Regions from separate parts of the Mus musculus genome. Here region 2 is linked to region 1. Evidence: chromatin loops called from intact Hi-C (ENCODE). Cell type or tissue: gastrocnemius. All regions are shown on one strand. Each heading gives the region's core, and the rest is flanking DNA. Links, peaks and the distances in the headings are about the cores only. Region 1 overlaps Dock1 (dedicator of cytokinesis 1). Region 2 overlaps Dock1 (dedicator of cytokinesis 1).

Region 1 (16,319 bases), core at 4,404-12,403:
GCCCACAAAACAACCTCCTATTCCTCTTCTCTTTTACATGGGTAATTTTCTGTATTTTGGAAATGTAAGGATAGATAATGTTCTAACCTTTCTAGCTCAGATTTCTAGTATAAAAAAGTGTTAATTGGTAGAAAATGTGACATTTGGGACATGCAAAAACCTTACCAAGAAGTAGACAAAACAGAGTGTAACCATACTCATGGGAGGCGAGGCAGGAGAATCAGGATTTAACACCAGCCTGGGCTATATTAGACCACATATTAAGGACAGCAACAGACAACATATAGAGTGTAAGTGTACAGCAGGATTCCTACATGATATCCACTTATAGGTCTATGGCTAAGCAGAGTGTCCGCCTCCTTCTCTTCTAAGAACTCAATAACATATTCCTACTTTCAATTCCTGCTTCACATTGCTCCTGGCATGGCTCCTGCAGTTATGTATATTTAAACACCTTTATTTCTAAACAGCCTTTCATTACTTTAAGTGACATGGCTTCAAATCACCTCTGGAGATAATTAAAACAGCATATTTTTCTTGCTAAGAAATAACTCGGCAGAAAACCGAGTTTTATACACAACAAGTGTATAAATGAGTTTTATATTTGTTTTATACACAAACAAACAAAAAACCTAAATAAACAGATTTTTAAAGAGCCATGCCCAGGTTAGCCCCAACCATGGCCACAAACACAAGTCTAAGATGCTATGAGTATTTAACTTAAATTGGTAGACTGAATATCAGAAATCAACCTGCAAGGTAAACCCTGCTCTCAGTGCCAGGTCAGCCCCCTGTACATTTCCCACTCATCCCTTCAGCTGGATGATAAGACTCACAGTGCCAGAGAAGATGGCATGGTCACTCCGACACGACAAGAGAGAAGCAGACTGAAAATTGAGAAGACAGCAGCCAGTGCCATTCAAAGTTCTGGATAGTTATAGATTCATTTGTTGAGAAGGGCCTCACATATCCAGGCTGGCCTCTGCAACAGGAATGACCTGGCCACCTCTATGTAAATGCCAGGGGACTAGTGGCCCCCAAAACATCTCCTGCAGGAGGACCCAATTAAGAGACTGCCTGAGAGACCAAGGATTGCTGGTGCAGACAATTGGGATCTGCTATTTAGAAGAGATACTTTCTTGGGACCAATCAGGGCCCAGGTGGAGGGTATTAAAGGAGGGTATTAAAGTGTTCAGAGTGCTTCCTGAGGCATTTCTCACCTGCTCCAGGAGGCTGTGTCATTGGCTCTGCACCACCTCGGCCCCAAACCCTGAGGGCAGGTAGAGTCCAGCAGCGAGTAGTCCAGGGCACAGGCAATAGGCCTTGAATTTGCTATATAGCCAAAGCTGGCTCTGAATGTCTAATCCTCCTGCCTCAAACTCTCAAATGCCGGGATTATGGGTATGTGCCATAACACCCAGGGTTGTTGTTGTTGTTTTTGTTTGTTTGTTTTTTGTTTTTTTAAAGGCACTTCTGAAAGAAGAAAGCAGGTAAGAAGGTTCATGCTTATAATAGACGTACTCGGGAGGCAGAGATAGGTGATTACCACAAGTTCAAGAAATACAGAGTAAGATCCATGTCAGCTTGGTGATGGAGCAGGGCCTTGTCCCAATAAAGCTAAAACCAACCAAAGAGAAGCCACTGTCTTTCCCAGGTAAGCAAAGCATCACTGTGGAAGCAGACAATGCCCATGGGCCTGAGGCCCAATGCTACCCTCTTCCTACTGGATATCCTTGCCCAAGAAGTGTAGCAGTCTTCTACTCCATGAGGAGAGATTAAAAATGCATCACCAGATTAGAATTATTAAGCTCAAGAAAAACCCAAGTCAAGCATTACCATATTATTAAGTTAAAAGATAATTTTAATGATACTAATTGATTTTTAACTTTCTAAACAATAAGCACACACAATTTACCACTTAATTTGCTTTTGTATACATTTCCAAACTACTCTCTCTCTCTCTCTCCAAATATCCTTGAAAGATGCTAATGTGTGTGGCTTTAAATTTTACAGATCATTAAATTATATAATCAAACATTTTCACAAACGTGAGGTTCTCAGCAGTGACTTCTAAGCTGTGACCAATGTACCTCAGAATGCCGAGAGGAGGAGGAACGAAGGGGAGGTGCATGGGAACCGGCAGCAGCATCTTTCCATCCTCTCTATGAGCCTACGTTCTAGCATCATTTTTGTTGCTATGAAAAACATGTTGACAAAAATCAACACAGGGAGGAAAGGGTTTCCTTGGCTTATAATGCTGGGTAGCTGCTGTCTAGCATTTCAGGTCAGTGAAGATGGGATCTCAAGCAGCTTGTCCCATGGCATCCAGAGCCAAGAGCAGACATGGAATAGACGTTTCTCTAATCATTTTGTTTTCCCCTAACCTTCTCAGCTTATACTATTTACGACCTCCAGCCTAGGGAATGGTGCTGCCAACAATGGGCTGAATCTTCCCACATCAACTGATAATCAAGATAATCGTCTTAGTTTGGGGCTTTTTGCTGTGAAGAGATGCCATGACCAAGGTAACTCTCATAAAAGAAAACATTCCATTGGGGACAAATTACAGTTCCAGAAGTTTAGTCGCTTACCATGGTGGGAAGCATGGTAGCATCCAGGCAAACATGGTGCTGGGGATGGAGCTGAGAGATCTACAACTTGATCCAAAGATAACAGAGGAGACAGTTCCACACTGGGCAGAGCTTGAGCACAAGACTATGTGGGCCATACCTATTCAAACCACCACAATAATCATCCACAGGCATGTCCTAGTGTCAACCTCGTATAGTCAACTCTTCATTAAGACTCTCCTATTCTCGATTCTAGATTGTCTCAAGTTGAGAGCCAAAACCAATCATCATACCCTACAAAATGCTTTTGAAAGCAGAAGAATTGTATTGCACGTGGTAGTAGACACCTGTAAATCCAGTACCGCAAAGGTGGTAGGGGTAGGGTCAGTGAGTTGGAGGTTAGCCTGGGTTATATGTGAGACCTTGTTTCAAAGACAGGGTTGAGGGAGGGTGGAGGTGGGAGAGGAGGAAGACTTAGGAGAAGAGGTAATATTGAGGGAGGGAGGGAGGGAGGGAGGGAGGGAGGGAGGGAGGGAGAGAGGAAGGGGAAAGTATATATAACAAAACTATAAAACTAAGCTCTTGAGGAAATATTTGTTTATCATGAGAGGTTGACATCATTTGTGGCATCCTCTAAAGACCCAGATTCGATAAAGAAGCCGACACTTAAAGAGATGTTGAAAGCAAGTAGAGTATGCAGTTGTGCAGCAACTCCAGGCTTATCGTCAGGGATGGTGAATAGTGATGGCCGGTGGGGTGGCCTTCAGAGATAGGAAAGGTCAACAAGAAAAGCGTGATCTAGTGGGTTAATTGTGTGATTACCTTGCAGCCTGTGTTCATGTCAGCATGCACATGTAGGCGTAGGGCTGCATGTGTATGCACAGTTCAAAGGACAACCTTAGATGTCATTCATTACTCAGGTATCCTCCAACTTGCTTTATGAAATGGGGTCTTTTAATGGCATGGAACTTGCCAAGTTAGATAGGCTGGCTGGCCAGGGAGCTATGAGGAACACCCTAGCTCTACCTTCCTCATGCTGGACTGTAGGTGGATGCAGACACACTTGGCGTTTAAAAACCCACACAAACAAAGCATAAGGGGTGAAGAGCTCTGAAGGCACAAGTCAGGTCGTCCTGCTTGCAAAGCAGCCCTTTACAGACTGGGCTATCCCCCAACACCTAACTCCTCTTTTCTTTATTAATTACCAAGTCTCAGGGATTTCATTATATCAGTAAGATGTGTGTGTGGATTGCAGAGACCACAGCATCTGTGTGGAGGTTGGAGGACAGCCTGGTGGAGTCAGCTTTCTCCTGTCACCTTTCCTTGGGTACTGGGATCAAAAAAGGTTGCAAGCCTAGGTCAATAGGCACTTTAGCTATTGAGAGTTACTCTCCCTGTTCCCTCCATTCAAATATTTTACTAAGAAACTCTCTTAATCAATGAAAGCCAGTGTGGCTCATAGTTTTTATAACTCATAAAAATGTTTTCCATGAGGTGATATTTTCTCAAATCAATGTCACCAGTGTTTAAGGAGACTATTTTTTAAATATGAAATGGATCTTTTGAGCATGCTAAGACTGCCAGCATGTTAGCATTTCATGTCTAAAGCATTACTTGGCTTTATTTCCACAGGGTTCTCAAAACAGATAAGAAACTGTTGAGTGAACTCAAACTTTAATAACCAGGGAACACTTTAAAGCCATGCCTTTGCTGTCTGAGGTCTTGGGAGGAAGAAGAATATCCAGGCGCTCAGAGTTTGGTAGCACATCACAGCGCTGTCCCCTTCACCCCCCTTCCCACCTGCCAACACACACACAGTAGGTTTCTTGCTACACTGGTTTCCAGCAGAGCAGTATATTATCAGTCAGTGAGAATTAGAACCACATACAGAAACACTAATGACATAAAGCCCTGTGTGAAACAACTTAAAGCACTTACGCTGGACAGTTTCAAAGACGCAACGGGCAGAAAACCAATTAAAAAAGCCAGTTTTCATCTGCTAAACAGCCCTTCAAGGATAGCTGGAGAAGAAGGTGTTTGTTCGCAGGTGGCTCCTTGGCACTGAAGTTAGCTGAACCTGCTGTGATGCTCTGAGATGCCTGACATCTCAGGGTGCATTTGGGATGCCCCCATTCTTAACTGGTCATGGCCCTCCCCTCTTCCTCATCTTCTCTGCTGGGATACAGATTCAGTGAAGACGGTGAGCAAGTCGTAGATTATAGACCTCACCACTGGCACTTTGAATATGGGCACATATGGACAGGTGACTTCTTTTTCCAGCCTGCACAGCCTGCACCTGAGGGATGGCTGATGTGCACATGTCTTCGGAGGAGCACCAATCAGAGCTATGGCCTGACAGATACCTGGTTCCTAGTTCTGATGCTCATGCCTACACTGAGGTTGGAAAGTACTGGACACAGCCAGCTACCACGAGCACACTGCACTCCTGGTGACCAGAGCCCCTTCTCCTTGAAAATTCTGCTCATGATGTCTGAGTGCAGCCATTTCTAGATGAGCTCTTTCATCTGACAACTCAAGCCTTCCATGAACACTTCTGTCTGAAGACAGTTAGGAACACAGGGTTCTGAGGCCAGTCCCTTACAGCCCTGAGAAAGAACATTTAAGAAATTAATGAGCCAGAAGCCATCACCAGTTGACGCCTTCTTTAGCATACAACCCAGCCTGCATATGCATTTGGAATGTAAACAGAAGGGATGGGACTGTGGAGTGTCACCAGGAAGGAACAACTGGAACTCAAACACACTCACAGAGCGCAAGGTCAAGACTGCTAACTGAGACCCCCCTAATGGCTTCAAGTCAAGTCAACACATTGCTTACAAACAGAATGAATAAAAACACTAGCTATGTAAGTAGGCATTTAAGGTTTTTTTTCTTCTTTCTGATTTCTAAATGCCATTTCCTCTTTAGCTTTTAAACTCACAGTGTAAATTTAATTTTTTTTTAGCTTCCCCCATCCACCCTCTCAAGCAGACAAGACTAAAAAGCCCCTTTTTAAATGCCTTTGACTCTGCTGCACTGCTGGTGAGAGTCAATCACCCCAGGAAATAAACCCAAACAGAGAACCGTGCGGGGGGGGGGGGGGGGGGGGGGTGGGGAGGTGGGGGGATGGGGGGATGGGGGGGATGGGGGGGATGGGGGGGAGGGGCCTGGATTCATTCAGCCTTACTGATACCTGGCAGTATAATGCTAACTATCTCATAATTACGTTTTTAAAGAGCTTAAAAATGAAGAACACACTTTTGGCTGATAGGACTTAATAACTGAAAACAGATGCTTGGAAGATAAAGCGACAGTGTGGGATCATGCTCCTGTCACAACGTGGGACCTCAGATATGGACCTCAGCTGAGAAGCAGAATACACTTCTAACACAAAAGGTCACTTGCTCCCATGAGGAGACAGCTCATGACCACCTGTAACTCCAGATCATGGGATCTGTCGCCCTCTTCTGGCCTCCAGGGGTACCTGCACTCACACTCACAAACCTATTTGGACACAAACAGGTAGACATAATTAAAAACAAAGTAAGTGTTTCAGGAAGGTACAGAGGAAAGGTGATAACAGGAGTCAAGGAGATGGTGGGATGCCACCCAAAGACAATGAGATGTTTCACACCTGTATCTCTAGTACATCGGTGTTGGGGGAGGGGGGGTTTAAGGAGAGAGGACATGAAGCTCTAAGCTCAGCCTGGGTATGCCATACACGGATTCAACACCCACAGCCCAGAAAGGGGCTGCGGTGAGAGCAAGTGAAGAGAGAGACAAAGGGAAGAAAGATTTGGGGTTATAAATAAGGCTCATAGAGCACAGGGGAAACTGCAGGGGTGTAAGATAGTCTTCTAACCAGGGCTTAGGAGCTACACGGCAGTCTGACAGTGATAGGTTAACACTGGGGTGTCGCTCAACACGATTACCGACTAATCTGTGTGATTCTCTTTCTTCGCAGTTGTTCCTGTTTTAAGTTACTGAGATAGCCCTGAATAGTCTGATATTTACTATACACCCTCACCAGACCTTGAACTCACTGTAATCCTCCTGGCTCAGCTTCCCAAGTGCTGAGATTATAAGCATGCTCCATTGTTAGAGAGAACATAGGAGACAGCTATCAACCAGGAAACTTGGAGCAGTCATAAAAAGGAGTAATCAACTCTGGTCAAATGTATTCTAAGTAACATGACGGGGGGAATATTTTAAGCCCACCAATAGAGAACCTGAGAAACGTGACTTAGACAAGACCAGGCAGAGATTAGACAGCAGAACCCCAGACCCTATGGCCCACACTTCCTTGAACCAAATGCTTGTGTTTATGGGAGTGTCTCCTCTCAATTTAAGAAATGTTGTTTGCTAGACTTATCTTGACTTTCTGTTGAACTCTTTAAACCAAGGGGCAAGAAGGAAGAGACACTAATGGCATTGACACACTCAGTTGAAGGTGATTATTTCTATTCTTTACTGATGGTGTCAGTGACAAACATGTTCTTCTGTCTGGTCATCACTGAAAAGGAAGAAGTCCCCAAAAACCATGGGAGTATGAGACCGCTGAGCAAGGCTATGTGGAGCAGCCGGTTAACCTGGAAGAAGGGGCGGCTGGTAGGGAGAAGGAAGGGTTAAGGGGAAACCCAGATAAGAGGATGCACTAAAGGGAGACTGGGAGAGTACACGGTTGAGCTTCGGCATTGCATTCTAGATCGCAGCGGGTAACATGGAGAGGACAGGCAGAGACAGGGGTGCAACAGGGCATGGGCATAAAAACACATGGGGATAGGAGAGGATGCAGCCTGGGTCTGGACAGAAGTGGAGGAAGCAGTGAAATATATTCCCACCTCTACCCCACAGATGTCAGAGGGGAGCCACAGAAACAGGTGTGCTCCTGGGGTGTCTAGGAAGCAGGGACAGCAACTGGGAGTGAGTGTATCCCTAAGATCAAATTCCATAGAGGGTCCTGTGCTAAGCATCACTTAGATGGTATTCCAGTATGAATATAGATAACAGGACACAACAGAGACCCAAGTCAGCCTGAAGAATAGGGTCCAACTCCTGGAGCGCACATGGTGGGAGAAGAGAACTGACTGCCGAAAGTTGTCCTTTGGTGATCAAAAAATAATAAAGACAAATATAAATTAAATTAAATTAAGGCACCACAGTCCTATTCTGAGAGCACCCACCCCCTGCAATGTGACCTAAGCAGGCAGAACCACCGTGCAAACTTCTGCACCTTTGGCGCTCTGCCCTAGACTGGCAGCAGGGTGAAGAAGCTGCGATTTTGGACCAATGATATCAACGTCTGTCAGAGCTGGCAGACTCCACACTGCCCTGGAATATTGTGTCTATCTCAAAAAGCAATTATAAACAGCTTCCTATACAGACTACAATTTTTCTAAATTGGTGATTTGACTTAAGGCTTCAAAACTTCTTGTACCCTGAAAAGTCCTGAGAAAAGTGGTACCTTGAAAAGTGAATAGGAAAGGCAACTTTGATTATACTGTTTCAGGGCCAGTTGGCCCAGGTGCTTTATAATGGTTCTTCTACAGAAACTGAACATCTGTCTCCACGTGGGAAGGGTGCTTTTCCAGTTCCGTCTCCGGCTGATGGGTAGAAAAGCTTGCCCACTTAGAAGCCTCAGCACACAGCTACCTGGGAAGTTCCCTGTCCTCTTTTCTAGAACCACAATTTCCCTCTGAAGACCTTCCTAGGCAGTTCTTCCTTCCTGGAGCTGGCAATATTTCTAGAAATATGCAGGAATCTTTCTCTTCATTCAGTGAGTGTCTATAGCAAGCACACTGAGGCTGTGTTTAAGAGTTTATGCCTCCTCATACTGAATTGTCACTTCACTTCTGCATGATGCTGGGAGGCAAGCTCCCTCAGGGCTGTGTCTTACCTGGAGCAGTTTTTGGAAGTCATGAAACCTTCCCAAATGACTCCCTCCCTCCCTCCCTTTCTTCCTTCCCTCCTTCCTTTTTTCTTTTTTAAAAAGATATATTTATTTTATTTATATGAGTACACAGTATTTGTCTTCAGACACACCAGAAGAGGACATCAGATCTCATTATAGATGGTTGTGAGCCACCATGTGGTTGCTGGGAATTGAACTCAGAACCCCTGGAAGAGCAGTCAGTGCTCTTAACTGCTGGGCCATCTCTTCAGCCCCCAAACAGGACTCTTAAAGCTCACAGGTTTTGCCTTCCCTGGGGTCTCTAATAAAACCAAAACACAGCAGATGGCATAGCTTCTAGAAAACAATTTCAATTCATAAATTTCCCAGCAAGCCCCCTCCTTTCACCCTAGAGTGTCAAGGCTTCCATCATTCTAAATCCCAGAGAATAAACTCTACTAAAGAAGCTAAGATGTAGTTCCTGGGGGAGTGGCACCCCATCAGTTCATTTTAGGCAAAAGCAGTGACCAGATGGCTTAGTACCAGAGGCACACTCCAATACTCTGTGCCAATCAAAGAGGCCTTTGGGTCAAGGGGCAGTGAGAAAGAAGGAGGAAACCTAACTCACACTGGGCATTTTGATGCTGTTTACTATTCTCTTCTGGGTTCTTTGCCTGTCTGTTTCTGATAGAGAGGAGGTCGAGTAGGTCTATTCTGGAACCCATCTATCATCCAAGCAAGGTCATCCCTCTTCTTTCTTTTACCTTCATTTAAATTATCAGGGGATTTGGACACTTGAGGAATCAGGTGTTAAGTCTTTAAGTGGGATTCGGGGACTGAAAGTGGCCATTGTTCACCAAGCATTATCTAGGGTATCTTGTTGGTGTCAAGGTCTGAAAAACAAGGCAGACTTAGGTGCGAGTCTTACTTGTGACCTATGTGTGAGCACTTCTTGGTTCACAGAGGCTCAAGACAAGCAGGGCTAGAGCCCAGCTGTGGATTCTGTTCTAAATTCATAAATTCATGGCTATGTGCACTGGGTCTCTGCAGGACCTGGAGCCTATTGTGCTCATGGCACACTCCACAGTTCTGTACTCTGAAGCACAGCCAGTGTGGATAATGGGCAGGAATGTACATGGCTTTGTTTGCCTTGCATCTACGGGAATGCCCAGTCAGATATCACAGGGTAGGGGGAGAAAGATAAGAAAGACTCCTAGCAGGGGTGGCTTCTGGAACTTTGCAAGTTGTCCTCCTGGGTTCCACAGGGCACAGCGACCTGCGTATGCTGAGAGGGCTGGGGAGTCTTACCAAAGCTTCAGTATAACACACATAGGGGAAGCTGTGGAGGAGGCAAAGAGCAAATGGGAAATATGAGGAAGGCTTCTTAGATGTGGTGCAGAGGTCAGTGTGCCTGAGAGATCTGAATATGGGGACAGAATATGATGACAGAGAGTGGACGAGAGCTTGCAATCCTGGGAGTTAAAAAAACTCTATCCATCAAAAACCATGTCTGTGGAGACTTTTCTTGGGCAGCACCATCCCTAGGCAGACAGGCTTTGGCTATGTAAGCTCAGAAGCTCCCAAGTTTTGACGTCAGTTCTTCCCCCGAATTCACTCAATAGCAAATCTTGACCCAGAAGCACAAGGTGATATAAACCATGTCCTCCCCTAAGTTGCTTTGGATCGCAGTGTTTATCCCAGCAGCAGAATTGTAAACTAGAACAGTATGCATGTCCTTTTGGGTGAGGAGGAGCAGGGGTCCAGGCTAGACCTCACATTACCACCACTACAGTGCTATAACACAGAAACTGTCAGCATACAATGAAAAACTTAACACCATAAAATGCTGGATTAGGACAAGTGAAGTGTGGGCAGTCTGCAAGGAATCAGGCTGGTCAAGTCTAAACACTGTTATTCATGCAAAGACCAGACCCCTGAGCCTAAGAAGGGCTGAGGCTGCCCTAGTCTGGGGAAAGCATTAACCTTGAGGAGAAGCTATCCCGGAGGTCTCATCCTGGAATTACTGGGAGATGGCAGATGAAAGACCCCCAACATGGCTCTCATTGCAAGCACCGATAGACGTCAGGCATCCATCCATGAAGAAATGATACATTTGCTGTGACCCATCTCACACTGGTATTTTATTTGCTAAAGAGGATGAACAATCTGTAGCTGTACTATCAACAAGCATAGACGCACAGTAAAATGTGTGTCACTGAAAAAGCTCAGCGCACAGAAAGGGTAATAATACACCACAAAATAACTTACTCTCAACTATGTATACTAGAAGCAAAGTCAAGAGGTAGTGAACTCCAAGTCTGGGGAGACACATGCAGAAAGATGGAGAGAAGCACAATTGAGGGAGCAGAGTATCCAGGGACCCAGAAGTACCACATGGGACTGTCTCAATAATTTCCAAACCATAAAAACATTCTCTGTGCTCAGTTTCTTGTGTGTGTGGTCTACTTTGGTTTACAAATGGGAAAATTAGAAAATGATGCATATGAACGGGAATGATCAGTTAGAATAAGGTACAAATCTCTACACAAGGAAAGCGCATGACCCTACATGATTAGCATAGCCAAAGAAGCAGCATTCCCCAAAGCGTGTTCCCCAGAACACAAACCATGGTATATGAGCCAGCCCACTTTCCATTGCTGTGACAAAACACCAGTGATAGCTATGTGTGGTAGTGCACACCCACACTCCTCACACTTTGGAGGCAGAGGCAGGAGGATCAGGAGCCAGAAGCTCAGTCTGGGCCACATGTGTTCACACCACATGTTCACACCACAGCATGACGAAAGGTGCTGGAAGTCAGCTGTCAACACTGTGTGTGAACCTGAAAGGATGGGGATGGGGAGGTAGGGGTGGGAGCAGGGGACAGAAATGATTTGATGTCTTACATTACATCCACTTGCTGTGATCTGTTTACTCATTAAGAGAGTATGCACTACTGCTCACTATTTTTAATTAGGGAGGAATTTTCTTTCCATGTGAAGAGAAGTGACTCTAAGAAGCAGGGAACCATCACTGTGAGAGAGGCAGGAAGTCAGCATGCAAGCAAGCAAGATACTACACATCTTTTGTGACTAAGAGAGGAATAGGGAATGGATATGAAATAGCGTCCACCAAACACGCCAACTCAGTCCTTAAGAGAAGGCCTCCTCCGTCATGGAAGGGCAGAAGTGTGAATTTGGCAAATTCATCCTTCACTGAGAATTGTCTGAAGACAGATATAGAATATTCCTAAAACAGACAATTGCTTCTCAACTGCTAGGAGCTGAGGAAGGCCGGGCAGAGGTGAAGGGAAAGTGTGGCTGGTGCTGAGGGGATGGGGTGAGGAACCAGAGGGAGAATCCTGGTTCTCCAGAGCAAACAGCTGCATGCAGGAGCAAAGGCTGCACTGCTTTCTAAAGACATTAGCCCAAGCACATGTAGTGCAGACTAACATGTAAAGGACAGGCAACTGCATTGTCACATGGTGGATTGGTATTGGTTTGCTTCTAAAAACATGCTTTTTTTTTTCTTTTTTTCTTTTTTTGCTTTTTTAAGATTTGAGAGTGACATCATTCTTGAAATAATTTAACCCTTTATGTTATTGTCATTACTGACTGATATCTCACAGACAACTCATGGACAGAATCAGTGAGCCAGACCTGAAGACTTTTACTTCCTTGAGGTATTTCTTTCAGAGTCTTTGAAAAAAAAAATGAATGCAGACACAAACTTGTACAAGCAATTATAATAGCTAGCTTTAAAAGCTAAGTGACATTAAACTGGCTTCAGAAACTAGTTTTGAGCATTATGGAAATACACACACTTTTCAATACTTAGAGTGTGGTTACTACAAATTAGCATAAACTGGAATATATTCCATACACACAGACTACCAGCTCCCAGTTTAGCCACACAATGCAGTGTGGTGTCCGTGGCTTCCTTGGGGAGCCAGGGGCTGACTGAAAACAGGGCTTGCTACAAAAGACGACTGTGTTATATATGTTTATACCTTGGGCAATGTTCAAAATTCAAAATGTGAGTTCTACATTCTACTAAATTGTGTATGACTTTCCTAACATGGAAATAGCCAGGGCTCATTAGGCCAACCATCATAACAGGTGAACAAGCACTAATGCCTCTACCAGACACACCCCCTTTTATGTGGTAAAATTGGGTTAGTCAAAGTGAACTTAATTTTACTTGCAGATTCAAATAGCAAGAGCCCCTGGGCAGTGTGTCAGGACAGACAGCTCATTTGGTACAGACAGGAATAGGTTTCACATACAAAGAGCAGAAGACGGGGTAAGAAAGGGGTGGGGATCGACAGGCATTTGCTCTCAGCAAGTACTCAAGGAAGGGTGCAGGTTCTCATCCATGGACAGATGGACAGCAGGAAGGCCCACCCAAGAGACAGACGGACAGCGGGAAGGCCCACCCCAGGGACAGATGGACAGCAGGAAGGCCCACCCCACTACCTTTCCTCTTTACCAAATAAGCCCATTCCTGGCAGCGTGTTTTTAAAAGAAAATTATGGAATCAGGATTTTTCTTATTTCACCAATTATCTAATCCATAATTTCTACTATAGAAAAATCAATGCCTTCAAAATTCAATACTATAAAGGCTGTTAAATGTCAGAGGCAAATTTGACAAGAATTAAAAGCACAGACACTATTTCCTCTTGGGAGAACCCAGAGCTCAGAGGGAGAGACTTAAGTCCAGACCCCAAATTCTCACACTTGGTGATGCTGTCTGTTAAATCAGAAAACAGGGTGCCTAGCAGGACTACCAAGGTCAGTATATGCACGGAAAGGAGAATTCTCTCCATATCCCTAAGTGCATCAACCCCCAAACCCTAGAACTTTCATTTGGGAAGCACTTGGGAGAATGCTATGCGAAGAGATACACAAAACACAGAACCACCAACTACCTAGCAAGCTACACTGGCTCTCCTGCCCTTCCCACAGTCTAGGGCCTTCCCAGCCTAACTGGGATCTTAAAGGACAGAGAGCTGTCCATTCCCATGCTTTTGGAAGTCTGCCTTTCCAGCTAATCCTTACAGGTCAGCAATACTCCAATGCACACTTACTGCAAAGAGGATACATCTCCTGTGAAGTGTCCTAGATAAAATAAAACAGAAAGGCCCGTCAAGATGGCTCTGCGGGTACAAGCACCTGTTGCCATGCCTGAGGATCTGAGGTCAATCACCAGACTCTGTTTGGTGAAAGGAGAGATCCAGGCCCCTTAACTTCTTAACCTTTAACCACTTCTGCCCTCCAGACACATGGGGAGGCTCTTACAGGTCCCCTCCCCTATAAATGCAATAAAAGCAAACAATAGATTAAAAGAAAATAAGACAAAAATCGAATGGATGACAGAATAAATAGTCTTATGTCATTAGGTCACTTGTCATGTATTCTGAGAACACTATCCCAAGCTTTAATTGTAGTAGTGTAAAGAAATTAGTAATGCCTAGATTGGGACTATGTACTAGGCAGGAAACCTCGAGGCTATAGGATCTTGGAAAGTAGGGAGAAGATGAGAAAGAGGAAGAGAGGAAAAGAGGGGAAGAGAGGAGAAGGGGAGGGATAAACTTTCAAAGCCGCACTATTGTAACCTCAACTAGCCAAACAATCAGCCAGGAGGCAACTGCCGGCTTGGCCTGGCCTCAGTACATAGCACAGCCGTGGTCGGTGGCAACCAGGATGCAGTTTAGATGCAGAGAAAGGGCTAGACGAAAGAACTGAAAATCTATAAACCAGAAGCTGCAGGGAAAAGGCACAGCCTTGCTCAGACTCCCTGTAGACAGACAGACCCTGGGTGCCTGGGCTACTCCCGCCATTCACAGAGAAGGCCCTGCTGACTCCATCACCATCAAATCAGAAGCAGTACCACATTTCCACAAGAAATTCTCAGTCACCATTCCCTTTACAGCTCCTTAACGTCTCGTGTCACGTCCTCAGCTCTCCAAGGCTTCAGTGGGAGTCATTTGCAGAGCCAAGCAGGGGCCATTTTTTTCCAAGCTGAGCACTGGGGCCACCTTTCGTGGCACAAATGATGCCTACGGCTGGATCTGATGACAGCTGAGTGAGGTCTTTACAGTAGTTTCCATAGGTAATAGGGTAATAACCGCCAAATTTAAGATGACATAAAAAATTTCATTCTGTCAGCAAGGAAACCAAGAACCTGAGAGAAGAAATCTTTTTCTTTTTCTTTCTTTCTTTTTTTTTTGGTTTGGAACAAAAGAAAGAAAGAAAGAAAGAAAGAAAGAAAGAAAGAAAGAAAGAAAGAAAGAAAGAAAGAAGAGAGAGAGAGAGAGAGAGAGAGAGAGAGAGAGAGAGAGAGAGAGAGAGGCAGGAAGGCAGGCAGGCAGTGAATCATAATGGCACAGACTGGTGATAAGGAGAGATTTATAACTGAATCTAGGGACACCACAACTGAGGATGGGGTTTCCCTAGCCAGGGCTCAGCATCCTTGGAGGATCAGTCTTACAGCAGACTGTGGCAGGCCTGCTAAGGTGTTGGGGAGGCTCTTAGCTGAATCTGCCAGTTCAAAAGGTCTAGATATCTGGGGGGTGGGGAGTCAACCTGGGAGGCAGTATGCCCATACCTCTAAACTATCTCTAAGCATCCCTGGGACACTTTTGAGTTCTTCCTTCTGGAAAACCGTTTATTTTACACCATTTTGGATGGAGCTCTTATTGATGTTATGTCATTTTTGTTGCTGTTATTGTTGTTGTTTCTCAGTTTTATGCCTTATCTACTTTCCCAATCCATCATCTTAAGGTTTGAGGGAGGCAGGAAGAAGGGGTTTGATGATTTTCCTGCCCTTTAAGCACCCATCTGCCAGGTAGTGCCATGCCACCATGACTTAGCATTTGATTCTGACCGTAGAGGAGAGGTGGACCTTCAAAGTCAAGCACATGTTATGGAAACCTCCATGCAAGGACAGGTATATATTCGACACTGTCAAATACCTGCCCTCAGGTATGTGCCCTCAGCCCAGCCCTCTGTTCTATCTTCATCCCTGAAAACGACTGGCCCCTGTACAATGCCAGAGTTTGCTCTCTTTCAGGAAAATCCAACTTAGGTACTCCCAAATGACCCTTAATTGTCACTCTAAAACCCCGAAAGCAAGCTCAGTCTCTAGCCTGTATGAGTGAAGCATTCAGAGTCATCCTCAACATCTCTCTCTCTCTCTCTATAGACCATGAAACCACCATTCAAAAGGACCACTCACAGGCTGAAGGAGAGGATGATGGGAAAGAGTAGTCCTGAGAATCCAAATGGATTTGGGATGAGATAAATGACACCTGGATTAGACAGGCTTGGGAAAGGTCAGTATAGGTAAGTCCTCAAGGCCAGGTAAACAGAAAGCTGTCACCAAGACAGCCTGTGCTGGCAACCGTTGGTACTTACAGTGCTCCTTGGAGAGTGAACTGATTTTAATGAATGGTGATGTTAAGTAGAATTAATGGTAGCAACTCAGAAATAACGCCACATGAATTAAGTTTATCTTATATCTCTAGGGGACACTACAAAGCACTAATAGATGACAGGGTGTGGACAAATTCCAAAGCGGGATGGAAACCCTCAAAGATGCTTGGGGAATTAACAGAGCATCATGTCACTTTGGGGGCATGTTTTAAACATAAATGGAAGGTTCGGCGGCTACCTCAGTGGGTAAAAGGTACTTGCCACACAACTGTGAGGATCTGAGTTTGAGTCCACAGAGCCCATGTAAAGACAGGCACCAAAACCTAGATCTGTAACTCCAATCTCTGATGGAGAAGATGGGAAAGAGAGGAGCATCCACAGAAACCCATGGGGCTGCTATCCTAGTGCACATAGCAATAAAAGA
Region 2 (16,319 bases), core at 5,231-13,230, 210 kb before region 1:
ACCTCCCAGCCACGGCTTTTGGACTAGGAACTATTTATGTTTATCCTCCATAGACCTGGGCTGCTCTCAACCTTGGTCAGAGAATCTTCTTTTTGCAGTGGACAGCAGCCACTTCGGAGACATATAGCCAATCAAATGGCTAAGAATAAAAGACGGAGGGCTCAGCGCTAAGCGGGACATCTACATTAGCTTCCCAACCTCCAAAGGAAGGCTCAGGGAACACCACAGAAGAGTAGGTGGCAAGACTGCACAAGCAGGAGGACGTAGGTTGGTGCTCTGAAATGCTATCTGCCAGAGGTGATATAGCTATGCGGTCATGAGCTCACGGCAGCTGAGGTTTCCCCGCACAAATTCAAGCCACTTAAAATCTGGGCATGGACAGGAAGATGACCTCCAAGATCCACCCCTTACTGAGATGGGAAAATCTCTCTCTCTCTCTCTCTCTCTCTCTCTCTCTCTCTCTCTCTCTCTCCCCCTCCCCCAGGTTTCCCATGCTCCAATGAATGGCCTCACACTCATGCACATACCAGCAAACTTAGTGTGTTATTAAAAAAAGGGAAAAGAAGACGTGAAGTTGAGCTAGGACGTGCTGGTATAGGGGAGCTGGGGGGAACATGAGGGGTCCATATGGTTATGTTTCACTGTGTATATGTGTGAAACTCGTAAAATAAACTCTTTGAAACTCAAAATAAAAATAAACCTTTTCAAAAATTAAAGAACAATTATGTCTAAGGGCTGAGGAGAGGGCTCAGTGAGGGAAGCATTTGTTACAAAACCATGAGGACTCGAACGTAGTGCTAGAACCCGCACCCCGGAGCCCGTGTCTCTAGCTGCACGTGTAGCAGAAGAGGGCCTAGTCGGCCATCATTGGGAAGAGAGGCCCCTTGGGCTAGCAAACTTTATATGCTCTAGTACAGGGGAACACCAGGGTCAAGAAGTAGGAGTGAGTGGGTAGGGGAGCAGGGCGGGGGAAGGGTATAGGGGACTTTCGGGATAGCATTTGAAATGTAAATGAAGAAAATATCTAATAAAAAAAAGATGGGGCTGGAGAGATGCCTCAGCATTTAAGAGCACTGACCGCTCTTCCGAAGGTCCTGAGTTCAAATCCCAGCAACCACATGATGGCTCAAAACCATCTGTACAGCTACAATGTACTCATATATATATAAAATAAATAAATCTTAAAAAAGAAAGAAATATATCTTTAAAAAAAAGACAGTGGTAACAAAAAATGTACAGTGTGTTGGCTATATATGCATAGAAAGAAATAAAACTCAGCTTGTACCAAATTTAAAAAAAACACGCTGGGAGCAGTGATGTGCACTTATAATTCCAGTTCTAGGGAGGTAGGGACAGGTAGATCACCGAGGCCTGCTGGCTGCCAGTCTAGCCTAATTCTTACCTGGTTACTGCATAGCTTTTCAGGGGAGTTGATCTCACTCTACGGTTGAGGTTCATGAGAGACCCTCCCTCAAAACACACGGCAAAGAGCAACTGAGTAAGAAACATGAAGTTTAGTTCTGACCCCTATGTTCATACACAGACATGTGCACTCACTCACACAAGTGCATGAGTGTACACACACACACACACACACACACACACACACACACACACACACACTTACACACACAGTTAAGTTTGAGGAAGATGGATAGGTACATATATGATTATGTGTTTTTTCCTTAAGAAAGCATCTATATTTTATGTTAAATGGTTAAAAGAGGCCAGCCACCAGGAGTCCTTTTTAAATAACATTTATTTCTCATTTGTCAGTGATTAACTTTGAACTCTCCTAGAACAAACAGTATCATGATCAGAGTGAATAAAAAAATATAGATGATCAAATAAAATATTAGGTTATACAAAGTTAGTTTTTTTTTTAAACAAACGAATCATTGTCCACCAACATTTTCAGGACCTTGGAAATCTGGAAAACAATTTTGCGGTATTTAGAAAACAAATATTTCCAGCAGTTAAACATGAAGACACACTGGAGCTCGTTTTCAGAGACCCGCTGGAGTAAGCAAGGGTGACAGACACTCACCGGAGCTCTGAGAACCACCGTATATACAAATATTCTGTACACACAGAGAAGCCACCCAATTAAAACCACCTCTGGTGGTATAGGGGGCTCATATTTTAAAAAGAATGAAAATTCACCTTCCTATGCTCATATTAATTTTCCATTTGATCCAGTATCCATAATGGTGTCTCTACGCCGTATATTAATATCTCTTTAGTAATCAAGAGATATTCCTACTTTAAATTATGCCACGGGAAATTGAGATCTTCTCTGAAGGGGTACACTTAGCTGCTTGATGTCAGCTGAAGTGACACTCCACCCCAGGAGTCACACTGCAGATATATCAAGGATAGGGGTTGAGCAGTCAGCCCTTGGGGGTGAGCTAGAGTCTGGGTTGGAGAGGCCGAGTGAGGATCCTTACAAGGCTACTGCATAGCTTCTCACGGGAGTAGGGCTAGGGGTTTGCCTCATCCCTCCCGCTTGGCTGACTCACACTGGACAAGCTCTCTGCAAATGAATATAAGTCATTTGGCACAAAAGGAAAGAGTTTCAGGGCAAGACTGAGGCTATCAGAAAGGCTGACATGCTCTGAGTCCCCAACTTAAAAAAAAAAAAAAAAACCAATCCAGACTATGTATGACTTGGCTCCATTCCCACTGTGCTGAGACACTTCAGGCCTCTGGTCCCGTGGCTAGGATGGACCTCTTTCCAAGAAAAGCCAATCACACTAAGGCGAAGCATCCCAGGGCCCGGAGGAGGTCATCGGCAGGCACGGCAGATGTAGGAGAGAAGCAGGAGGTTAGCCTTCTCCTCCCAGGATTCACTGCACGATTCCAGAGTCCACTGAGGTCTGCTTTCGGGTCGTCTTCGGAGGGGGAGGAGGTGGTGTTTTGCTGGGCAGTGGAGGTGGCTGTTGCTAGGAAACAGGAGTATGAAGAAACCACCGCATTACTGGTATCCTCACTGAGAATCTTACTCGGCATAGAAGTGGGAGGTCCATCTGAACACTTAGGATAGGCACTGACCCTCTTCCTGTGACCTGGCTCCACCCTGCCTGGCTTGGATCCAGCCTGTTAACTACCCCACCCTGGGCTTCCCTGCAGCCATGTGGATTTCTGACATCTGAATCTATGTGCATCCCCTGAAAAGCATCATTGTTTGTGGTTTTTAGATTCAGGTATTGTCACCCTAGCGTCACCCAACCAAAGGACAGGTTCTCTAGGGTGTGATGAGAGATTGTCCCTTGCCTTCTGAATGGACAGCCCAGGTCGGTCAGCAAGATTTCTCTGGAAAGTAATGTTCTATAATTTGTGGGTCATGTGTGGCTCTCACTGAGGCTGGGAAGCAGCCCAAATCTGGACCAGCAGAAGCCATGGCCATAACTGTGGGTGAAGGAAACTTTATGAACAGAAGCAAGGGACTGGCTGGATTGGTTCATAGGCAGCAAAATGCCTTGGGTTCTGGGTACAGCTTTATTGTAAATGCCTCCTCCCTTGCAGACTCATGTGTTTGAACACCTTGACCCTAGCCAGTGGCACTACTGCAGGAGGCTTCTTAGCAGTGCATCATGAAGATTAGAAAAATAACTAATAGAACATATCCTCCAAAACAGGTACCAACCACACAGCTGTGAAGCCTCAGAAATTCATAGGGTGGTACCTGCTGGGTGTCAGTGACTCAGGGGGCCACTGCCCAACTGCTCTAGGGACCCTCACGACCATCACAGATGCTGAAAAGAGAGGCCCAGGTACCTAAAGACAGGCTGAATAAGAAGATGCAAAAACTGGTGGACTGGGGGAGGTGGGAGCCACCACAGGCAGAAATCTCAACGAATGTTCAAGAGCCAACATGTGACGAAAGGGCCAGAGTCGTAGTCTCTCAGCAGAGGCTGGGGGTGTGGCTGAATGTGAGGGAAGTTCTCAAAAGCAGAACCATGACATAGGGGTCTCTCACTCACTGCCTCGGTTTCCTCCTGGTGCTGAGATACAGAAGGAAGGAGGTCGCCATTTTACAGGGGAAAGCAGTGGTCTCGGGAGTTGGCTCAGTTTTGAAATTCTTGTCACACAAGCATAAGGGCCTGAATGCATGCCCATGTAAAAAACTGGGCACAATAGCACAAGCCTATAACCCCTGCCTGAGGGCCAGGAGAATTCCTGGGTGTTGCTGGGCAGGAATCAGCAAAATCCAGGTTTACTGGGAGATCTTTCTCAAAAAAAAAAAAAAAAAAAAAAGGAGAGTGATTAAGAAAAGACACCAGATGTTAAACCTCCAGTTCCCATGTGCAGATACACAAATGTCCATACGAACCTGCGCACACACACACACACACACACACACACACACACACACACACACAGCCTCTCCCCACAACACACAAATCAAGGAGAAAGTAATGAGTCCATTTATAAGTCTCTTTTAAGGCTGGTGTGAACTGTGGAAAGAAACACTGATTTGACGGCCTGAGAACATTCATGGTAGGTGTCTTTGCAGGTGACATCTATGGTGACAGTGACCTCCAACAGAGGGTTCCTGCAGGTAGGACCACCAGTCTCAAGAAATCACAGTGTTAGATGCCAGAGGCATCCTTAACATCAAGCAGGAGAATGTTGGATTTTATCACCATTAAGTAAAATGATAGCTCACATGGCTGGTCATATGAGCGGTTCTGAAATGAATGACAGCTTAAAATGGCAACAACTAGAGATAGAGTCACCGACAAGCCTGGGGCCGATCGATGAGAGTGACGGGAGGCTATCGATCACCTCCCGCAGCAGATGAACGATCATTATCCAAAAACGGCTCTCAGGGCCTGTGCAGAGGGACGCACCTGAGAGGACGCCTTAACTAATTACGACGCACTAACCACCGGCCTGTCATCCAAACTTGAGCCCTGGCTGCAAATTAAACCAGAAACAAATTGCAAAGAGAGTTGAGTAATTAATCTAATTGAATTTGCACCCGCTTTATAAAGCGGAGCAGCTAGGGCACGAGTCACAGGCAGCACTGATTGATGGCTTAGGACACTGGATCTGTCACCCCTGCATGGATGCGAGACGGAAATGGACCTGATCACACTTCCAAAGTTCAGGGGTTTCAGATTATAGGAGGACCTGGGGGATATTTCTGCTTTTCAAATAAAATATGGATATAAGCAACTCAATAGGCTTCCCTAAGGAATTGGAGGTTCCCCTACCCTAGGCCCCCTGGGGTCTCCTTTTGTACTGGAGAGGTCAAGTTTACATTCCAGTAGCTGTCTGAGCCCTCTAGCCTAATAGAACACTCCCTTCTCCGGGGTCAGCTCCCTACTTTAGCTTTAGAAGCGCCACTTGTCCCTTGCATGTCACAGAAAAAGCCTTAGAGTGAGTTTAGTTTCCTTTAAAGAACAACCAGACACACAGTTAACACACAATCTCTTCCCTCACTACTTTCTTTTTGTATGTGCAAACGCCTGTCTGTCTGTAGATGTTTAAACATGTGCTAGTGTGAATATTTGTGTATGAGCACCTGTGTGGCAGCCAGAGGTCAACATCAGGCACCCTCCTCAGTCTCTCTCAGCTTTCACTGAGCCTGAGCTCACTAATTTGGTAAGCATGACTGGCCAAGGAGCTTCAGGGGCCTTCGTGACCTAGCACCGCCCTAGTACTAGGATGACAGGGGCCTGTCCGCATGCCTAGCACTTTTACATGGCTTCTGGTGGACTGGGACTCAGGTCCCTTGCATGATAAGCATTTTACATACTGAGCATCACCCCAGACCTCCCTGACCTCCCTCACTGCTTTCACAAGGGAAGAAAAGAGGTTTGCAGAGCACCCAGTAAAATGCCTCCCCAAGAAAGAAAAAGAGAAGGCACGGAGAATTTATTTTTATTATGACTGAGGAAAAAGCAATTCCTGTGCCTTGTGATAGCCAGCAGCAAATCTCACTCCATCAGGGCTCTCAGGAGCTCTGGTGGCCATGCCATTACTTTATGGAGGAAGGGCATCAAAAAGTATGGCCAGCTGTACAAACATAGACTTGAGTGTTTTACTCTTCAGCCCGAGTTGATTTAACTTTATAAGGCCATGAATAAATGCGTCATGGGAATGGGGACTTGGGAGTGGACATTACTGTTGTGACTGCATAAATGACACTGTGCCTCCTCCCTGAGCCTACCTTCTTTACTCACTTTTGAGCATTACAAGAGGATGGGTCAGGGCCACAGCCTCCCAGCAATGCATGACCATAGCTGTGAGGACCCAGTGCAGTGTGGCATTTAGGACCCTCTCTACCATTGCATTAGCAGGTAGGCCTGAGGCTGCTCAGCAGGGAGTGCACTGGATGTGATTAATGACTTTAAAAAAGTGTCTGGTGGGGACCAGCGCTGGGGTTCGCGCTGGCTGCTCATGAGTACTGCTGGAGCAAGCCAGGCCAGAACCTTGAACCAAGACTTTGAGCAGCACTTGAGGGCTGATGAAACAGGACGGTAGGGTATGCAGTCTGCACCAATGTGGAACCCTACTATGGACTCTCTAAGTAGCAAGAGCCTGTGGCTACCAGGGAACTGTCAATGTGAGGACAACATTGTCCAGAGAACCTAGAGGGCCAAAATGGGGAAAACAAAGGAGGCGTCCCCTATGGAACAGCACATCTCTTCAGTGCAGTCAGACAGACCTCTTGGCACCAAAGCTGCTGGTAGTACTAACAGCTCAAAGACCAGCATCCATCAGGACAGCTTCAGAGCAAAGGCAGCACTGTCTGGGAGGTGGGGCTGCCTGCAGCTAGGGCTAAGAAACTGTATCACAGAGCATGCATACCTCAGTCCTGGCTGCGGGCAGAAACTAAAGTCTCGTGGTTTTAGATCCCACTTACCCGTTGTGGGGGAGGAGGAGGTGGAGATGTGGGTGAGACCATCATATCCTGGTTTTCCATCAGATTTCCATAATCTGCCATGTTGCCTTTGAGGGGCAGAGGGGGTGGGACATCGGCCACATCCATTCCCATCATGCCGTTCAGCTCCAGACCTGGAAAATGGTGAAATGGTTACAGAGGGATCAAAAAAGTCTAAAGAACACAGCGAAGGGTAAAAGAGGAGTAGAGACTACAAAGAGTAGGATTCTTTCCTGGTAGAATGTTCTAGAAAGGAAACAGAGTGCTAGAGCTTGAAGCAACGTATCAACTCTCTGTGTAAATACTACTGTCTGTGAGCCTCCTTCTCCTTAGTGGCATCCGCATAGTTGGTGCGACAAGGCTGTGGCTTTATGGTAAGTCTGCCACAGTTGCTATTGGGAGAGCTCACTGGTAGAGTCCGGTGATGGGGCACACAGCCAGCTCACCAGGGCAATCCATGATTGTAGGACAGGAAGCGGCTGGCAGCTGCCTTCCAGAGCCAACAGGATATGCTACAGGTTGTTAAAGCAGACAAAACTGGCTGTTTGTAAACAGAGGGGAGATCACAAAGGTGGGCTAACTTCATCAGCCTTTGCTGATGCTCTTGGAAGAGATGTTTTATTTTAAACCAAAGAGAGGAAAATGGACACTTTCACTGATGGGTATGGTTTGGGAGTTTTTAAAGTGGTCAGTTGTCTGATAATAGGGCAATGACAGGGTAGTCCAGTGGTGAATGTAGAAACCTTGGTGTCGAGCTGGGAGAGCAGGGGTCCCCAGGAGTGGCACTTGAATACCTGAGTCATTGCAGTAAAGCAGATGTGATGTTAAGTTCTGCAGTGTGCAAGCCCATGGTGGTTACAGGCTGATGGTGCTGTGCCATCTGTCATCCCTGGTAGACATTTCTATGCTGTAAGCAATGACTCTCTCACCGTTCCTCCCACTAGACACGGAGCCCCAAGACCCCTGAAGACATTGGTACCCTGTGGCTCTCAAGACTCCTTTCAGGCAGGAGCTCTGCTCCTGGGTTGGGTCCTGCACTTTATATTTGTTGAGCTCTGCCACTGAGGATGGATTTCTTTCTGCGTGAGATGTTTGAAGTCTAGATTTCCCACCTCAACCTGAGGTGACTTCTTCAGACGTCACATACCCCTCTAACTTTCACTCTACTGCTGGGGAAAGGGTCCTGAACAAAGGGCCACAGTCAGGGGGCACCTTAAGGGGCAACACCTTAAGTTCCACTTACTGGGCTGAATGCTGAAGCTGAGCTTGGCTCTTGGTGTGACTGGAGGGGGCGTCTGCTGGGAGGACGGTGATGCTGGAGACACAGAGAAGCGCCTTTCATTTCCAATGACATTGATCACCTGGCTCTTGGGTCTTTGGGGCCGCAGGGGACTTATCTGCGTTGAGGGACAGAAAGAACAAAGTTAAGGTGTGTATGGACTGGCTGTGTCTTCTCCAAATCCCTGTGCTGAAGCCCTGACCCCAGTGCCCAGCCCACAAGCCCATCTGGGTATAGGGATTTTTGCAAAGAGCCAAGTTAAGATGGTGTAAGCATGAATCCAACGAGACCTTATAAACTAAGGGGGTCTGAACAGCATGCAAGCAGAGAGAATGTCATAGGAAGACAAAAGCAGAGGTGGGGTACCCCTGCAGCAAGTCAAAGGACACCAAAGATGGCCAACCAATCCAGAAGCCAGGGGAGGTGTGGAACTTAATTTCTTACCACCTTAGCAGGGGGCAACCCCATCTACACTTTAATCTTGGACCTGTAGCTTCTAGAATTGGTAGGGAACAACTTTCTGTTGTCTGAGTTGCCCATGGAAAGGACAGTACTTTGTTCTGGCAGCCTGTCCCCACTAACACAGAACTTCACATGAATCTTCAACCCAGCCTTTGGGAGTAGCCTAGCCGGGAACTTGCTATGTACCTAAGATGACCTTGAACTCCTGATCCTGCTCCATATCCTGAATGCTCATTACAAGTGTGCACCTCTACTACACTACCACGTGGGGTTTATGAGTTGTTGGGGATTGAACCCAAGGCCTAGCATGCTAGGCAAACACTCTACCCACCGAGCTATGACCCTAGTCCTTTATAGGCTACTTGACCACAATGCTAAAGGGGAGGAGTGCAGCTATGAGCTATCTGTGTAGCTAGTGAGCACACCCAAGGATGCCCCCAAAGGATCAAGAACAGAACAGAAGTCTGGAGCCTCAGCAAAAGGACAGGAGCCCCTTTGCCCCTTGTTTAGTTTCTCCTCTGAGCTGTTATTGCCAACAGGAGTTCCTTTTCTCTCCTCTTCTTGCTGGCCTTGGGCTTCGGGGTGCACTTGACTTTTCTCCACCTGAGCCCTTTCCCCTGTTTGTAACATCAGTAAATTTAATTTGTATATTTCTTACAGCTTGCTCTCTGATCTTACACATCAGGGAACACCAGCAATTACAAAATATTCTGAGGTAGGATTATTCAGAAACGTTATTAACTTGGCGGAAGAGCAGAAGAGGCTGTCTCCCAGAGGGCCTGGCCTTGGCGTTTCAGCTTAATCCTGGGGCAGAGTGGGTGGGCTGAGGTGGTTTTACAGGGGTGGAAATGGCAAAAGCCAGTGAGTCACTGTATCTACCTTAGAAGAGACCCACAAAGCCAGCCCAGGCTGGAGCTACTGAAGCCAGAAGTAGAAGTGAGGTTCTGAGCAGGGAAGAGGCCTTCAGATACATGAGCAGCACCTAGCCTCAGCGTACAGATCAAAATTATTCTGTACAGAAGGTGTGGGTGCCATGACCAAGTACTCTGTGGAAATGGAGAGTCCTTGCTGGGTGAGGTCAGGACTGGCTCCAAGCCTGGCTCTCTCAGGAAGATGTGCTAGGAGCTGGTGAAAGAGGCTGAGGCTGTCAGGTGTTTCTCTCACTTCTGAGCTTCTAACACAAAGCTTCAGGAAGATTTCCTGGGGAAATGCAAATGGTAGCCTGAAGGCCCAGCTTGGAGAGGCTCAGCTAAAGGTCAGGAGATTGTTAACCATGCAAATCAAGAAGGAAGCTGAGCCCAGCCCAAAAGGGAAGAGGGAAACCCTACAGAGGCAGGAGAGAGCAGTTTACTCCTGTAGGTCTATGGAGGGCTGGGAACACTAGCAGCATCAGCGTCCTGAACACTAGGGGGTGCTACAGTCATCATGGAACATGCAGTTGCTTTCCAGGATGACTCCTGCCCAGGGGACCACATCAACACCTGTGCCTGGAGGAGGCCTCTGCTTGCATAGATGCACCGTGCCTGACCAGTGGATAGGACTCTGCTGTTGCAGCCCTGGTCACTGTGCCTCGAACCCCAGGCACCTACTGATGGCAAAGTCAAGGCTCTGGGCTCTGACCTTGTGTAGTTCCTGTGACCTGAGAGGCCCCCATATGGTTTTGCACCTGGCCCTGTCATCAGCAGGTGTTGTCTCAGGGACATGGTCATCATTGGGAAGGACAGAAACTGTCCTGCACTGGCTCAGCCCTGTCCTTGGAGTTGTCCTTACACAGTTCAACTGTGGCCCTTTCTGCTACTTGGCTCTATGTTTCTCAGGCCCAGTTTCAATATCTTAAAACAGAGCTTAAATAAAAATGTCTGAAGGACTGCAAAGTGCCTGACCCTGAGTAACTATGTCCAAGAAGGAAGCTGAGCCAACTAGTTAGGATGCTGTGTGCCCGGAGAGGAGATCTCAACTTGTGGGATTGTCTGGAAGCCCGGCTTTCTGAAATGGTTGATCATTTCATATACAGCCTGAGGCCCAGAATCCAGGCATTTAATGCCAGCCTTGACCAGTGGGCCCAATGCCCTTGGTCACTAGGCTGCACAGAGCCATCAGAGCCCGGCTCCAGTGAGAGCACATGTCCACAAGGCCGAGAGGCAACGGCCTTCTCGAGCCATGCTCTGGCACCTGTATCTCTGCCTACCACCTTGAGTAGAGCAAGCAGCATTTGTATGACAGTTGTTGGTACCGGGACGTTCTCTCCGACATGGTTTAGTATGGCTTACAGAGAAGTGTGCCTCTGATGGAGGGAGGGGTTTGTATGGGTGGGACTGGGAAGAAAGGAGGGAGGGGGACTGGGATGAGGATGTAAAGTGAATTAAAAAAAACTATACCTTGATCAGCATTTTGGTGAAACTGCCCTTAATCCCAGCTGAAATGGAGCTGCTGCCCAAGACACATGATCTGGCCACTTCCCAGTCAAGTGCTATCCACGTCTAGAAGTGGCTCTCAGATTATGTCAGTCTGGACACTGATGTATCTGTCTGTCTGTCTGTCTGTCTGAAACATTTTCTACCTCATTTCTACATGTAGACCCAAAACACTGTGGTGTGCTTCTGGGATGCGTAGGCTCAAGACTCACCGTGGGACGAAAGCGCGCTTACAATTACTTTATTCATTTGTATAGGCATGCATACATGCCTATGTTTGTATGTATCTGCACATGTCATAGCATATGTGTGGAGGTCACAGGGCAACTTGTGGGAGTCAATTTTCATCTCCCATGTGGATGCAAGGGATCAAACTGAAAGCACCAAGAATAGAGTCACCTCACCAGGCAGAAGCTGAGCGGATTCTAACCCTCAGGCAGTGACTAAGACTTAAGGATGCTAGTCAGGAAGGGGTAGGGAAGACATTTGCTATCCATGAGTGAGTACAGCTTGTGAAAGCACTATGCTTCTGTTCTCTGAGGTGCTAGGACACAAGGGCACCAAGTCCAACGGAGCTATAAGGAGCCTAGACACATGAGGTCCCTGTAGGGGACTGACCTATCCAGCCCCTCTAAAAGAGGATAAAGGCCAAGACAGCATGTGCCCTCAGAGAAAAGACAGCACTGCTCTGTGTCTCTGACGGTTGGGTTATTTGAGGTCAGAGATGAAAAGACCTCGGGCTTTTAAGTTGCTATATTTTGCAAAAATTCAATAAAATCCAACTGACAGCCCTCTCGGTAAGATGCAGAGCCTAGGTGGGTCCCAGGCACCCCTGCAGAGCTCTTCCGATCTACAGTTAAATTACCGTTTCAGAAAGGATCACAGCCTCAGACTGCTGCAGGGAGCTGTCAGCGGGCTTGAATTCCTTATCAAATATCTCTTGGTGTTTGCTGTTCCTTTTCTCCTTCTTCTTGTCCTTCTTCTCTTTATCTGGATCGTCCTTGTCTAGCTTGTCCTGGGACCTGGAGTGCATCTTCTTCGGCAGCAGAGGCTCTAGAGCAAATCTGAAAGAAATAGGTATCTAAAGCAATGTCTTAGCAGGGCAGCTACTGCTCTTTCCCCAGGCAGAGATATGTAAAGTCAGGCACCATGCACCAGGCTATCTGGTAACCACAGACTTCTACGAGGAAAGGCATGGTTCAAAGAGAGAGGCAACAGGGGTCTTTGGATGTATTGTGACCCATCAGGAATGATGTCTGAATCCTAACAAAGCACCAGGCTAGAGGTGGCTGCTTTGGTTAAATGCTTGCTACACAAGCACAAGGACCTGAGCCTGCTCCTTAGAACTGACATGAAAAAGCCAAATGTGGCAGTGTGTGCTTGCTTCTTCTAGGTGTGCTGGCCAGCTGGCTTAGCTAAATTAGTGAGCTAAAGGCCAGTAAGAGACCTTATCTTAAAAACCACCAAGGTACTAGAGCCCTAGCAGTACTACTTGATCAGGTCCTTCAGCCTTCATGTGTACATACTGCCCTTGGACATGAGCACACACTCAAGATGCATGCAGGAACACACAAACTGCCCTCCCACGAATGCACATATGATATCTGCTGGAGGAGATAAATACCACAGAGTGCAAGAACTGTGTTACACACATGTTGCCTCTCCCAGGCTAACAGAGCTGTGGGATGGGATTCATTGGTGAGGTGTACATGCAATTTAAATTGTAATGGTGTTGAATCTGAGCATAGATTACCAATGGCCATTAACATCACCAAGAGAGAAAGTCAGCTGTGATGTGCCCCTGATGGGAAGGACCTATTGCCACCTATAAGGTTAGCTGGCCCCAAATCAAACCTGAATTACACCAGACCTCTAGATTCAACTCCCAATACGCTGATAATAGGGAGGACAGACACACATCAGACAGCATCTACACTGCAGGGCACAAAATCAATACGATCCACTCTGCAGACACAGAAAGGTAAGCAATTTGGATTTTTCAACAAATTACAAAGACAATGACAGTTTTTAAAAAGTAGATTGTGAGACTTAAGGAGATAATTCCAACCAAGAGTATGGTGAGGGCTTCATTCAGTTTAGCTTCAAACAAACTTTTAAAAATGTGTAGTAGGGCCACGGAAATGGTGTGGTGTGTACAGTTCTTGTGCAGCTGTGAGGACCTGAGCTCAAATCTACAGCACCCACATGGGGATGGCTATGATGCTGCCCGTTGTAATCCTAGCACTTCAACAGTGAGACGGGAGCAGAGGCAGGGGAATACCTAGAAGTGCAGGGGCAACTAGGCTGCTGCACATAGTGCTGAACAACAGAAAGAAACCCCATCTCAAACAAGGTGGAAGGTGAAGACGAGCAGGGGAGGTGCTCCTCTGACTGCTACATGCCTGCAATGGCGTGTGCATGCCTGTATGCATGCATGTAAACACACACACACAGACACACACATGCAAGATAAAAATAACAATAAAATAAAAACACGCATATCAAATGAGAAATTGTTATGAAGGTCATCATGATTAGGAATTCATGTCAATTATCTTACATGATGTTAAAGTATACAGCTACGTTTTCTAAAGGGGACTCCTCATCGTTTAGGAACTCACATGGAGGACCAACAGGTAACAAAATACGACGCTTAAAACTTGTTACAGAAGAAAGATGAAGTCAGGACTAGGGGGAGATACAGGTGGAAACAAAAGGGGAAGGTAGTTTATAATGTGAAGGTTGGCTGCTGGGTAAGACATCCTATAATAGTATTTAGTCCATACTCAACATGCCTGAAAAATTCCCATAATAAAACTATTAAAAATGACAGGTGATATACACATCAGCTCTTGTCTGTGATCATGAAGGCTTGGCAGTCTGCATGAGAAATATTTCCCACAGACCCATGCATTGAAACGCTTGGTCCCCAGTAGGAGGTGCTATGTTTGCAGAGGTTATGGAGTCTTTAGGAAGAAGTATGGCCCGGGGCAGGCTTTGGTGGTTCATAGCCTTGACTTACTTCCTATTCTCTTCTCTCTCTCTCTCTCTGCGTCTCTGTGCTTCTCCCTCTACCCCTATCCCCGCCCTCTGCTTTCTGAGTGCAATGTGATGGCCTCCACTGCTGCTCTCCTGCCTTTCCTGCCTGGTGTCACACCTTCCTGTTCATGGTGACCTCATTCTTTCCAGAACTGTGAGCTAGCCTCATCCTGCCTTCCTTGTTAATTTTTTGTCAGGGTATTTTATCACAGCAAGACAAAAGTAACTAAAATAAAGGCATTCTGATCTATCTGTCCATCTGTCCACCTGTCTGCCTGCCTATCTATCTATCTATCTATCTATCTATCTATCTATCTATCTATCTATCTATCTATATTTATATATCATCTACATATAAAATACACTTAAATATCTGTCTATATTTATTTATATATTTGTATCAAATCAACATCATGACACATGAAATATTATATCTAAAATATTAGAAGCAACACTAAAGAGAAATGTCACCACTCTAGTCCATGTGTTTCTGAACTTGAGACAATTTAAATAGGCAAAAGGCAAATTTATGGTCCCCTTTGGAGCTTAGGAGGAGACCTCTGCAGTCTGTCTGGGAGAGCATTCAAGGAACTCAAGCGAGCCAGGTACAGTGCTTTGCCTTTGGAGGAGAGTCAGGATGGACTCTAGCCTGCATGTCACCTGTACCACTTGATAGTACGCCTCATTTTGTCAGTATTAGTCAGAGAGCAAAGCCTGGCAACCCAAGAATGAGCACAACCCTGGGCTCTAATAGAGACACTTTCCAGTTAAAGGTTGAACAAACGCCTCCTGGGTGAGCTGACTGTAACACACCACTCTATCTAAAACTTCTCCATCAATTTCCACCTAACCCCTGCGTTCTCGGGAATATAAAACCCTTTTCCTAACTAGCCTGGGGATTCTCTTGAAGGGAAGCGGCATCAAATTTCTCTAGCTATCTTGTTCTAAGTGACAGGCACAGATGATTTAAACACCTCGAAATGGAGAATTTCCATATGGGGTTGGCCTAATAACAGACACTGATAAAAATTACTGTTAAGGAAAGAACATGGCTAGATTTTGCGGTTCTCTATCAGGTGCATCAACTGCTGGCAAGAAAAGGCACTTAGAACTGAGGGGCCCCTGATATTCTCTGGTAGGCTGTGTCTGTATACAAGGACCAGGAGCCTTGAGGTTTGATAGTGACAAACTGTCAACAGAAAGGGCTAGGAGAAGCACACCACTGTGCAAAACTAAACGCTCACAGGTTCTTCAATGATGTATAAACTGTATGTGAAATTTTCTTCTTTTTGCAGAAGAAGAAATTCTACATGGTTTTTCACGTAAAAACAACAGGAAAATACAAGTATCAAGGTGGTATTTACAACCATCTGAGTTAATGTTCAAACCACACTGAGGGCTCATGAGTTAGCTTGTAAACTAGCAGGTTCATGCCCGCTTTCAGTTTTTATGCGGGGTTCTGTAAGATGACCTCACAGGACATTATACATGCTAGACTGGGTAAATTCAATGCCAGAAAGTACAGTGGCTGTTGCTGGGGTCTAAAGGAGTGGGGTACAAGGTTTAATGGTGTGAGGTTCAGTTTGTATAATGAAAGAGTTCTAGGAGAGTGTACAGCAGTGTGACTTTATGTATACGTATATATTTAACAGTGTTTTTCTTTAATTTTAATCAGTATTTATCTGTTGTGTTCATGTACATGTATGTGTGTGTAGAGGACAACTTGCTAGAATTAGTTCTCTCTTTGCACATATGGGTCTCAGGGATCAGACTTGGCAGCAAGACACTTTGCCTACTCTTAAAGGTGGTTTTAATGATGCAACAAACTATAATTTAAAAATTGGGGAAAAAGAATGTGATTTCTATTCTGCAGGGTAGCCAAATAAAGTAGAAAGAGAGTTTTTCTCACAAGTATTTAACTTAAACAGAATTTCTCTTTATAAAGTAATAAATCTGGGATGGAGAGATGTCTCAGTAGTGAAGAGCATGCACTCTTCTTACAGAGGACCTGGTGTATGTATTGGGTCATTTTTTGGAGTGGGGGGGGGTTGTCAATTCTAGCACTCACATGGTGCTTTAGCCACCTGCAAGTCCAGTTCTAGAGGATCGGCTGGCCTTTCTGGGTACCAGGCATGCATGTGGTGGATCTATCTATCTCTATATATACACACACATATGTATATATGTATATATGTATGTATGTATGAATGTATGTATGTATGATGTATGTGTA

The links. A loop is a pair of places that touch in the nucleus more often than their neighbours do. Peaks named below come from ENCODE experiments on the same cell type or tissue, not always from the same donor. Only the 100,000 strongest peaks of a DNase experiment are listed, where the experiment ranks them.
Region 2: it touches region 1 in a loop (2.9-fold over the local background); 8 of 42 quality-filtered maps call a loop at or near these places.

The regions. Positions count from the first base shown.
Region 1 is chr7:134,950,783-134,967,101 of GRCm38, reverse strand. All of the region lies in intron 27 of Dock1 (dedicator of cytokinesis 1), which reads right to left. Among named protein-coding and RNA genes, the nearest start is that of Insyn2a, 21 kb to the right of the region's middle. In gastrocnemius, for the core only: a CTCF peak has its summit at 6,036 (motif pointing left); DNase peaks (open chromatin) are centred at 6,043, 7,816 and 8,153.
Region 2 is chr7:135,159,070-135,175,388 of GRCm38, reverse strand. Dock1 (dedicator of cytokinesis 1) reads right to left here. Exons shown (of 52, transcript NM_001033420.2): 49 at 11,913-12,111; 50 at 8,136-8,289; 51 at 6,875-7,026; 52 at 1,742-2,942. The coding sequence ends at 2,847. Among named protein-coding and RNA genes, the nearest start is that of 1700120G07Rik, 29 kb to the left of the region's middle. In gastrocnemius, for the core only: a CTCF peak has its summit at 10,037 (motif pointing right); a DNase peak (open chromatin) is centred at 10,046.